Linked DNA regions of Homo sapiens: all the other regions are linked to region 1. The links are chromatin contacts, found by Hi-C or POLR2A ChIA-PET in ENCODE. All regions are on one chromosome and are shown on one strand. The core of a region is the stretch at or near the end of the contact, and the rest is flanking DNA. Distances in the headings are between cores, read along the strand shown. Region 1 holds the start of HLCS-AS1 (HLCS antisense RNA 1). Region 2 holds the start of CFAP298-TCP10L (CFAP298-TCP10L readthrough). Region 3 holds the start of PAXBP1 (PAX3 and PAX7 binding protein 1). Region 4 holds the start of CRYZL1 (crystallin zeta like 1).

Region 1 (2,565 bases), core at 25-2,524:
GTTCAAACCTGAGATAAGATTCAATTCCCCACAGGGGCTTTACGGTGTGACATATGCAGAAAACGTCATTTTAGTGCTAAAAGTGAGGCAATATTCCAGAAAACAGAGGAAAGGGACAAGAAACAGATTAAAAGCAAAACACGTTTAAATATTAATGAGAACAATGCTACCGATGTCCATGAAATTTTGTGCAGTACTGCACTGTGAAGCTAAGCCCATTTCCAAAAACAGCTGAATGGAAAGATCTATTGTTCCCTTTACAGCAAGGCAGCAGACTTTTTACAGAGATTAATTGACTGGCCCAAGTCACAAGGTAGGTGACAGAGTGGGCTGAACACGTAACCACCATCCTAAGCACTGGGTCAAAAAAAACAAAGGCTGACTGTCAACTGAAATTTAAAAGACGCAAAGACCATCAGTCGGGTGCCCAAGTTGGTGAATGATGCAACCAACTGACAGAAGATGGAGAGGGAAAAGGGCAGTTTTTGTAAATTTGGGGACATCTGACAAAAAGCTGATGACACAGGTGGGAGTTTTTTGTTTGGGATTTTTTTTTTTTTTTCTTAAGACAGGGTCTTGCTTTGTCACCCAGACTGGAGTGCAATGGCTCAATCATAGCTCACTGTAGCTTCAAACTCCGGGGCTCAAGTGAACCTCCCGGGATCAAGTGACCCTCCCGCCTCACCCTCCAGAGTAGCTGGGACTACAGGCGCGTGCCACCACGCCGACCTAAGTGTTTTTTTTGTTTTGTTTTTTGTAGAGAGGGGTCTAGCTATGTTGCCCAGGCTGGTCTCCATCTCCTGGGCTCAAAGCTGTCCTTCCTCCTAGGCCTCCCAGAGTGCAGGGATTACAGGCATAAGCCACCGCTCCCGGCCCGCCACAGCTGTCTCTCCTGGTTCACGGTCACCCAAACGCCGGCTCGAAGTGTGGGAGAGGAGGTTGGGGGCGACCCCAGGTGGGCACTGCTGGCGTCCGGCTGTCAATCCACAGCTCACGTCCTCACAGGTGCGCGCCTAGAGTCACGCGTCCAGCACCGCCCGGCTGGCCGGGAAGAGGCGACCGGGTCCGTGGTCCGAGTCCCGCACCTCCGGCCTCTCTCTGGGCCCCGGGGCAACAGCCCCTCCCGGGCCGCACAGGCCGCACTGAGGGCGCCACTCCGGGGCTCCCGAACTCCCGGGCTCCCGGCGGGGACGAGGCGCAGGGACGGGGGCACTTCCGGCTCGCGGGGCCCGGGTCGCCCGCCCGCCCGACCCGCCCACCTGGCTGTCGCTGACGCAGAAGACGCGGCCGCCACGGCTCAGGCACACGCGGGCGCCCGGGGGCTGCGCGGCCGCGCCGCAGAAGGTGAAGGAACAGCGCGAGGCACGCAGCCGCCGCACCGTGGCGCGCACGAGCTCAGCCGGCCGGCGACCCCAGCGCGCCCACAGGTACAGGTAGCACAGCGTGATGAGCATGGCCGCGCCGCCGGCAGGGCGAGCCCGCCTTGCCCGCCCGCCCCAGCGCCCCAGGCCCGGCCCCGCCCCGGCCGGAAGGGCCGCGCCGCCCCCCCGGGCCAGGCGGCGCGGGGGTGGGGACGGCGGGGGAGGCGGGGACCCGGAAGGTGACGCGGGCAACTGGAGGCTGCGGCGGGAGGGGCGGGGGGGGGTGAGGCCGCGCCCGGCTGTGTGATGGGGAGCTCCGGAGGCCGCGCCCAGGGCTGGTGGCGGCGGCGAGGGGCAGCGCTGGGGCGGGGGGTGTGCACCGGGGTCAGGGGACGCCGGGGCTGCACCCGGAGAGGGGGCTCGAGGGAGTGGAGGCCGGGGTGCGGGGCCGCGCCAGGGCTGAGGAGTGGGATGGGTATGTTGTGGATGCGGGGGAGGGGAGGCTCCAGTGGCTGCCCGACCTGTTTAAGCCAAGTCCGGCCTCCCTTCCTTGGAGGGGTGGGAGGCGGATTGAGGAGGGGGCTCTGCCTATGTTCATAGCTGCCAAGGCCAACCTTTACTAACCAGCAGCACACCGGGAGTCCCAGAGCGCTCCACAGCCGCTACCCAGTCGACTTGGGAAAATAAGATAAGGCCGTTTTTATTAAATTATACTAAGCCTTCATGCAAAAGATTTTAAGGTCAATCACATACATTCACGGGATGCAATAATGTTTTTTTAAATAAGGACAGGAAACAGAAATTGAAGACAGATAAGCACCAAGAAGGCTGCCTCTAAAAAGGCTGTGCCAGGAAGGCTCCCTATGGTGTTCTTGCTACATGTGGGTCAACAGTTTGACTGTAAGCATCCTAACACCAGTGGGAAAAGGAAAACATCACCATGATTTGGTGTTCTTGTCTCCAAGGGAAGCATAATTAGTCCTGACACAGAGGCTTCTCCCATAGAACCTCATTTCTTTAAAAGGCATTATGTAAAGAACGTGTTCTGAACAGCTGCGAAGCACAGCAAAGAATTCCATCCAGTGGCTTCCTATTCTGGCCCTCGCTGAAAATAGGTGGCAAGATGCAGCAAAAGCAATCATGTACACCACGTCCATGTCTTAATCTAAGGATAGTTTTTGTTTGTTTGTTTTTGAGACAGTCT
Region 2 (2,565 bases), core at 46-2,545, 4.4 Mb before region 1:
TCACCTGAGGTCAGGCGTTCGAGACCAGCCTGGCCAACATGATGAAACCCCGTGTCCACTAAAGATACAAATATTAGCTGGGCGTGGTGGTGGGCGCCTGTAATCTCAGATACTTGGGAGGCTGAGGCAGGAGAATAGCTTGAACCCGGGAGGCGAAGGTTGCAGTGAGCAGAGATCGCGCCACTGCACTCCAGCCTGGGCAACAGTAAGACCCTGTCTCTCACACACACACATACCATATATATATATATATATATAATTTATTTATATTTATATATACATATATATAATTTATTTATATTCATATATACTATATATATGGTATTTATTTATATTTATATATATTTAATTAATTAAAATGCAAATGTAAAATTCGGTTGCCTGGCCGCACTAGCCACATTCCAAATGCTCTACGGCCACAAGTGGCCGGCAGCTGCCCAATGGACAGCACAGATGGGGGCCCTTCCACCGCCGGAAAGTTCTGCGGCAAAGCGGGTGCCCTGGAACCTGCGCGGGGTAGGGAGACGGCGCCGCAACGCAACAGGCCGTTTCCAGGGCGGGGAAAGATCACCAAGGCTTCCTCAACTGTAAGGGGCCGTCCCAAAGCCAGGTGGCTCGCTGCTTTACATTGGGCGACTAAAAATAGTAAATTCAGCTTTTAAAAGCCCACCTAGTTCTCATCTCACCCCTCACACGTGATTAATTGCACTAAGTCTGCTGTTCAGCCCGGCCTTTCGGCTCCCTCCTCCCTCCCCAGCCCATTTCCACTTATTCGCAGCACCCCAAATCCTGGCTCCGAGAGGCACCTGGGCCCACCTCCCAGCCCGGGGTGTCAGACAGGCCGGATCTTCTCCGGTTCCTTATTCATCTCCGGTTAACCCTAGTGTCCCGTTTCAACCCCGGCTGCTGCAAATCTCTTCAATAATCTTCACAAACCTGACCCCTCGGCCCACCCTGCCCCTCTTTCTCCATCCCACGCCGGTCTCTCGATCTGTCCGGGATGGGCCCACCCGCGAGCCGCACCTGAGCAGAGGCGCTGCACCTTGAGCCGCCCATTATAGACCCGGGCCACCTGCACCGTGAGCTCCTCCAGCTCGGTACTCCCAGGCGCCTGCAGCAGGAACTGGCTCTCGTCGCCCCGCTTCACGTGCAGCAGAACCATGGCGGTCCCGCCGAGGTACTGAGGCGTTGAGAAGGCCCCGGCTGCGTGGCCCGCGGGTCCTGCCGGCCGAGGGTCGCCGGATCGCCAGCAGCTGCGACGCACTAACAGCCGCTCACAGTCCGGAATCCCACGCTCCCTAGCCCGCGGTGAGCGGGGGAAACGGCACTCGCTCCCGGAAGTGGATGTTGCCAAGAGCAACAGTGAAGCAGAGTTAAAGAGCCGCCAGCTCAAGCTCAGAACCCGAGTGGGGGAGGCTGGGGTGCACCGAGGCCCAGCAATCCAAGCCCGTACGGAGCTGCGGCCGGGGAAACCACCCACACAGTCTGAGAGGACAGCTGATTCTGAGCGGACCGACGGAAGGAGATTCGCAGAGCCCCTTCCCGGAAGTGACTGTTGTCGCGGCAACTGCCAAAACACAGACCAAGTCGCTGAAGGGGAGGGCGGACCTCCCAATCGACTGGTCTGGGGCCCGAGATTTCCACTCAGGGAGATACGTGGGCTGAGATGGGAGTTACTAGATGGGGAACGGGAAATACGGCGGGAACCACAATCGCGCAGTTCCGCAGCTGCCGCCCCACAACCGCTCCACATTCCAGCGTCCCTTCCGCCGCTTTCAGTCTCCACTTCCGGCAACGTTTCCACGCTGTTTCCGGCCTGGGAAAGTTCGGCGGCAGCGACCCAGAACTGAGTCTTGCTGTTCGCTGCTGTTTGCGCGGGTCAGCTTTTCAGGACGGAGGGGCCAGGGCGAGTGTCCGCACTTCTTCGTTCAGGTTGATTTGGATGGCGTTGCTGGGGTAGCTCCAGCGGCCCCTGCCAGAGCGACCCTCCCAGAAATATCCAGCCATCCTCCAGCGGACTCTTGCTGAAGGCAGTCGGCGTCAGTCGCTGTTTATTCCGGGCCCCACAGATCCAGAGTCACTGCTCTCATGGAGCTTATATTTTAGTGTGACAAAAAGAAAACAAAAATAAATGGACAGGCCAGGAGCGGTGGCTCACGCGTGTAATCCCAACACTTAGGGAGGCCGAGGAGGGCGGATCACCTGAGGTCAGGAGTTCGAAAGCAGCCTGGCCAACATGGTGAAACCCCTTCTCTACTAAAAATACAAAAATTAGCCGAACGTAGTGGCGCGTGCCAGTAATTCCAGCTACTAGGGAGCCTGAGGTGGGAGAATTGCTTGAACCCGGGAGGCGGAGGTTGCAGTGAGCCTAGATCGCGCCACTACCCTCCAGCCTTGGCGACAGAGTGAGACTGTGTCTCAAAAATAATAAATAAACAAACGGACAACACAAATTCAAATACAGATCTAAAGAAAACTAAACAGGTTGATGGACTTCTTATGTTTGATGGTCAGGGAATGTACACCTTCTGCGATATTGGGAGTAATATTATCGTCTCCCGCCCT
Region 3 (2,565 bases), core at 33-2,532, 4.2 Mb before region 1:
TCAAACCAAATAAAGAGTAACAGAAATGCCAAAGATAAACTACCTACCTTACTGGAAACCTCTCGAATAAAAATGCAAGATTTACAAAACTTAATTTCTTTTTTCGTAACATGGAATTAACTGGGTTATGCACATTCAAATGGTCAGAAGAAAAGATTTAAGGCTCATTTAAGATCAGCAATCTAAAACCACTGCAGCCTGGCCTCCCACAGGAATTGGAGAAACTACCTTGCTTTTACTATTTTTACACCGTCTCGCTTCACTGTTCCCAAAGTCAGTGCGAAGAAGGCTGGGTATCTGCTACCCCTAATTACTTTTATGGGTAAACTGAGGCTCAGCGACTGCAAGGGACTGGCCCAAGGTCACTCAGAACCAGAGCTGCAACTCCAGGCTTCTGTTCCCTCTCCTAGTATTCCTTTTTACAAACTCGGCCTTCATGGTCGAGGATGCCTGGACAGAGCATCCAAGAAGTGTGGGCGCAGTGACCTGCAGAGGGCTCGGAAAGCATGCCAAGAGCAGCCAGGGGACCCACACCAAGTTGGCCCTGAAACACGCCAGGCAGAAAAGAGGCAGGACAGGGAACACCGAATTTCCCCTGAAACACTCTGAATGCCTGATCTGAGCTCCGGCCCCGTGGCAGAGGAGGTGGTTAAGAAAAGGCTGGGGGCAGCGCGGGAACGCGTCCCTTGCCCGAGCAGAAGGCCGGAGGCTGGGGAAGATTCGCAGCCGGTCGGACGGCAGGGGACTCCGTTCCAGGGCTCCGGGGCTGGGCGTCCAGAGAATACGGGGGCGGGGGACGGGGGCCTGCGTCGGGGATGCGGCCGTCTAAGGGCGTCCGAAGCGCGCACTTTACCTTCCTCCTCGTCCTGGAAGCTGAGCAGGCTGGCCCGGGGCACCTCTTTGTTCTCGCGAGGCCTCTTGCGCGGCTTCAGCCCGTTGCCGGGCTCCGCGCCGCCGGGGAAGCCGCCCCCGGCCTCAGCCCCGAGGCCCGGGGTCAGCGCGGAAGGCGGCGACGGCCCCGGGCCCAGCAGCGACTCCCCGCCAGGGGCCCTGTCGCCGCCACCGGGGCCCGCCTCTTCGCCCGTGCCCGGCGGCGGCAACAACGGCGGCGGCTCCTGCTCCTCATCGCGTTCCCGCTCTTCCTCTTCGGAGTCGTTCCGCTTGCGCACGTTCACCCGCCGGGCCTTTCGGAACATCCCCGCGGCCCGCACGGCGGTCGAATACTCGCTTCCACACCGCGGCCCCGGCAGCGCCGAGCTCGTGACGGCGCACGCGCGCTCTCCGGAGCTCCAGCCGGGTCGAGTCCTCTGTTGCTACCGCGCACCCCACGAGCGCGCATGCGCCTATGCTCCCACGCGCTCTCAATACTTGGAGAAAGAGAGAGAGTGAGAGAGAGAGAGAGAGAGAGAGAGAGAGAGAGAGAGAGAGAGAGAGAGAGAGAGAGAGAGAGAGAGAGAGAGAGAGAGAGAGAGAGAGCGAGAGAGAGAGAGAGAGAGAGAGCGAGAGAGAGAGAGAGAGCCCCACACCTCTCGCGAGAGCGTCGGCTCTTTGCATCGCTCTCTGTCGGAGTGGAGTACTATTAGCATGGAACTCTGGTGTTGTTTGACAGGTCACAAAGAGGATCATAGAGATGAGAAGAAAGAGTAGGCTCTGTTGTCCCTCAGACGGCGCTGCTGCAGTGCGTCTTCGCACTTACGCGGAGCGGTAATGTGAGGAAGCCTCCCGCCAAACAGATGAGGGAGGAGGAGGAGGGGAGAGGCCAGAGAGAGAAGCGGCTTTCGGGAAGGAAAGTGTGATCTAGTAGGTGGAATAGTCCTCTCCAAACTTTGACCTGAGGTGTGACTATTGGTAATTACTAGTTATTCTTGAGTAATACTTTGTATTTCTACAGCTTTATAGCTACAGAGCTCTTAGAAAGACATTGAATTTTATTTATGATACAATGTTACTTCAAAGACATTGAATTTCATTTATGGTACAATGTTACTTCAAAGACATTGAATTTCAGTTATGATACAATGTTACCTGGCTTGATGTCCCCCGTTCCCCAGTCTTTCAGGAACAAGGAAAGCAAAAGTGTTTCCGTGTTTTCTAAAGAATGCCAAGTTTGCAAGCAATTCTATGACTAAATACTTTCCAAAGCTTAGTGAGTTTCAGAAACAAGTGGAAGGAAAATAGAGCAGGGGGTGGGGAAGGTTGTGACAGTTCTCAGACTTGCGTGACAAAGCCCTCGCTGGCCACACCTTCACAGGGTGATTGCGCCTAAGGTTGAACTCACCGGCTTTCCCTATCTCATCACCGAACTAGAAGTTTTTCCTTCGGGCATGCACCTGTGCATGCGAATTCATTTTGATGTTTCGAAATTAAAAGGGTATTCGGTAGAGTGAAAAAAATCCACCCATGTCTGGAAGGCTGTTCACTTCCTCAGTGGCAATGTTAACAGTTTCTTATGATCCTCTAAAGATGTTCCATGAACATAAAAGCAAATAAATATGCATATTTTAATGTGTTCCCCTTTTTACACAGATGGTGTGTAAGCTGCATTTTTAGCCTACCGTAGATTGG
Region 4 (2,565 bases), core at 28-2,527, 3.3 Mb before region 1:
TTTCTGGGCCTGAGATCCCATATCTTAGATAATAATAGCAGTTATCTCAGAGGGTTGCCATAAGGATTAAATAATACCTGCAAAGCACTCAGCGCAACATCATACTTTCAGAAATGTTGGCTATTTTGACTATTATTTCTGTAAATTGGGCACATCTCAATTACAGAGAATCTCTAAAGTAGTTCTGAATCCCATCTCATAGAGTTGCAAAGGGTTTGGTCAATGCAACCTTATTTTTCCCACCTTTTAATTTCTGCAGTAGGCTACTGTAGCAGCCACTAGCACAGGTGGCTATTGAGCACTCCAACTGTGTCTAGTCGGAATTGAGATGCGCTGTTAAGTGGAAAATACACATCAGATTTTGAAGATTTAATTTTGAAGAATTAATTTTTTAATTTAATTTTGAAGATTTAATACGAAGAAAAGAACGTAAAATCTCAATTTTTAAATATTTGTTTAAGCGTTGAAATGATAATGTCTCAGATATACTAGGCTAAATGAAACATATAATTAAAATTAATTTCACGTGTTTCTTTTCACTTTTTAAATGTAGCTACCCCAAAATTAAAATGACATAAGGGACTCGCATTATATTTGTACTGGACAGAGTTCAGGTAAAACCTTTCTACTCATAACGTGGACAGCAGCACCTGGGAGCTTCTTAGAAACGCAGATGTTCGGCCCCGACCCAGACCTATCCCAAGGCGATGCTTACATCTCGCTCCAGATGATTCCGCCGTTTAGCATAATGAAGAGGGCCGATCTGGCTCAAAAGCCACATACAGCGAATAACTACTAACTGCTTTCCGAAAACAGCAAAGTGATGAGGAAGAAAGAAGTGGCTGAGAAGAAGTAACAGAGAAAGAAAAAGACACTCAAATTCTAGGAACAAGAAGCAGAGGAGAAAAACCCAACCTGGGAGATTAAGTGGAAGGGCACTCCCAGACCTCTGCCTCCATAAAAGTAGAGGGAGATGCAAACTGAGATAAGACCTACAATCAAAACCCGTCAAGGTCCAGGAAACTGTCCCTCAAATCTAGTCTTACCCACCCCTCAGCGGCCTCAGCTAAGCTAGGCCTGGGCCCGAACAAGTCCCAGGTTAGGGTTCGACGCGAACCACCATCCTCCCCAGGGCTGCACGGTTCTGTGGGGCATCTCTCCACCTTTCGCTTAAAGGCCCGTTTCCCAAGACACAGGACGCGTTTCCCGGGGCTCACCTGCCTCTGAGCCGCCCCAACGGCCTGCACCTTCACCACCGCCACCTTCCAGTCCTTCGTCAGAGAGCCCGCCCCCTGCTCCCATTGGTCAGGCCGCTCGTCACTCCTGAAGGGCGGGGTCGGACTCGCGAGGCTGTCCAGAACGCCATGGCAACCGGTCTCGGAACTACATCTCCCGTCATGTTCCGCTCGGGGGCGGAGAAAGAGGCGAGGCCCCGCCCCAAGGACTACCAATAAATGGGCGAAGTTGGAATCGCCCGGATGGGTTCCGTTTTATGCAAATTTTAGCCGAAGACCACACCCTTCCTCATTCCAACCATAGGCCCGGCCAACCCCTTTGGGTTGTGCTTCGCCTTTTTCCTTTCCACATTATTCTCTCCTTGAAAACCTCCAATAATTAAGTCAATTAAGTGCATCCTATCTAGTGTCTCTCACGGCAACGAGCAGATGCACCGAAATCGTGCAACAAAATCTCCATAAACCACGATAGGCAACCTCAGACCATAAATCTCCTGTTACGCCTACATGGGGAGGAGGGGGAGAGTGCTAATCCTGCCCCCACACAGCCCCTGCTGATTGGCTCATTCGGCTTGTCACTCTGTTGTCTTACATTTCTTTGGCTCACCCTCTTTGGGTTCGCACGGTGGGCGGGGCCAGTGGTAGGGGGTGGTGAGAAGGTGCGGGCCCCTTCTTCCAATTGGCTGGCGGTTTCCCCACCCACTTATGGGCGGAGATGGATGGTGGATGGGGGGCGGGGGAGGCAGCGGAGGGAGATGAGGAGATAGGCGGGAGCGAGGGAGCGAGGGAGGGAGCGAAGGAGGTAGAGAAGAGTGGAGGCGCCAGGGGAGGGAGCGTAGCTTGGTTGCTCCGTAGTACGGCGGCTCGCGAGGAAGAATCCCGAGCGGGCTCCGGGACGGACAGAGAGGCGGGCGGGGATGGTGTGCGGGGCTGCGGCTCCTGCGTCCCTCCCAGCGGCGCGTGAGCGGCACTGATTTGTCCCTGGGGCGGCAGCGCGGACCCGCCCGGAGATGAGGTGAGGAGAGGGCTGCAAGGCGGCGGCCTGGACCACGGGCGGCTGCAGCGGGGGCGGGGGTCGGCGCGGGGGTCTGCGCGATGGCTGCCCGGGGCATCCGTCCCGCGCCCGGCGCTTGTCTCCCCGGCCGCCCTTAGCCCCTCGCCGCGCGCCCGAGAGACGGCAGCGGCTGCCCCTCTGCCTTGTCCTTCCCGTCCTCGGGGGTGGCGGCGGAGTGGCGGGCGGACCCGCACTGGGAGGCCGGGGGCCGCGGTGGGCCGTGGGGTGGCGGCCGCGGGACGGGCGTGGGGATGAATGGGCGCCGCGGCCCCGCCG

Evidence for each region. A loop is a pair of places that touch in the nucleus more often than their neighbours do. ChIA-PET counts read pairs that join two places held with the same protein, here RNA polymerase II (POLR2A). Pooled maps may share reads with other maps.
Region 2: a map of B cell shows a loop between it and region 1 (28-fold over the local background). The contact joins the promoter of CFAP298-TCP10L here to the promoter of HLCS-AS1 in region 1. A Hi-C loop is called at or near these places in 1 of 168 maps with a recorded cell type or tissue (B cell) and 5 of 50 pooled maps. POLR2A ChIA-PET finds 5 or more read pairs at or near these places in 1 of 52 experiments (OCI-LY7).
Region 3: a pooled map shows a loop between it and region 1 (7-fold over the local background). The contact joins the promoter of PAXBP1 here to the promoter of HLCS-AS1 in region 1. A Hi-C loop is called at or near these places in 4 of 50 pooled maps. POLR2A ChIA-PET finds 5 or more read pairs at or near these places in 2 of 52 experiments (activated B cell and naive thymus-derived CD8-positive, alpha-beta T cell).
Region 4: a loop to region 1 is called in a pooled map, with 7 times the contacts of the local background. The contact joins the promoter of CRYZL1 here to the promoter of HLCS-AS1 in region 1. A Hi-C loop is called at or near these places in 1 of 168 maps with a recorded cell type or tissue (gastrocnemius medialis), 1 of 37 single-sample maps with no recorded cell type and 5 of 50 pooled maps.

What each region holds. Positions count from the first base shown.
Region 1 is chr21:36,965,185-36,967,749 of GRCh38, forward strand. HLCS-AS1 (HLCS antisense RNA 1) reads left to right here and starts at 1,275. Exons shown (of 4, transcript NR_186434.1): 1 at 1,275-1,427. It overlaps HLCS (holocarboxylase synthetase), which reads right to left and starts at 1,485. Exons shown (of 11, transcript NM_001352514.2): 1 at 1,260-1,485. The coding sequence starts at 1,454. RefSeq lists an enhancer at 838-887 and silencers at 947-1,277, 998-1,327, 1,398-1,867.
Region 2 is chr21:32,611,082-32,613,646 of GRCh38, forward strand. It overlaps CFAP298-TCP10L (CFAP298-TCP10L readthrough), which reads right to left and starts at 1,296. Exons shown (of 12, transcript NR_146639.2): 1 at 1,024-1,296. CFAP298 (cilia and flagella associated protein 298) reads right to left here and starts at 1,296. Exons shown (of 7, transcript NM_021254.4): 1 at 1,024-1,296. The coding sequence starts at 1,162. RefSeq lists enhancers at 718-767, 1,428-1,537.
Region 3 is chr21:32,770,473-32,773,037 of GRCh38, forward strand. It overlaps PAXBP1 (PAX3 and PAX7 binding protein 1), which reads right to left and starts at 1,283. Exons shown (of 18, transcript NM_016631.4): 1 at 854-1,283. The coding sequence starts at 1,196. It overlaps EPCIP-AS1 (EPCIP antisense RNA 1), which reads left to right and starts at 1,628. Exons shown (of 4, transcript NR_024623.1): 1 at 1,628-1,836. RefSeq lists an enhancer at 950-1,939.
Region 4 is chr21:33,640,464-33,643,028 of GRCh38, forward strand. CRYZL1 (crystallin zeta like 1) reads right to left here and starts at 1,278. Exons shown (of 13, transcript NM_145858.3): 1 at 1,218-1,278. It overlaps ITSN1 (intersectin 1), which reads left to right and starts at 2,038. Exons shown (of 40, transcript NM_003024.3): 1 at 2,038-2,250. RefSeq lists an enhancer at 1,017-1,426 and silencers at 1,897-2,236, 2,247-2,346.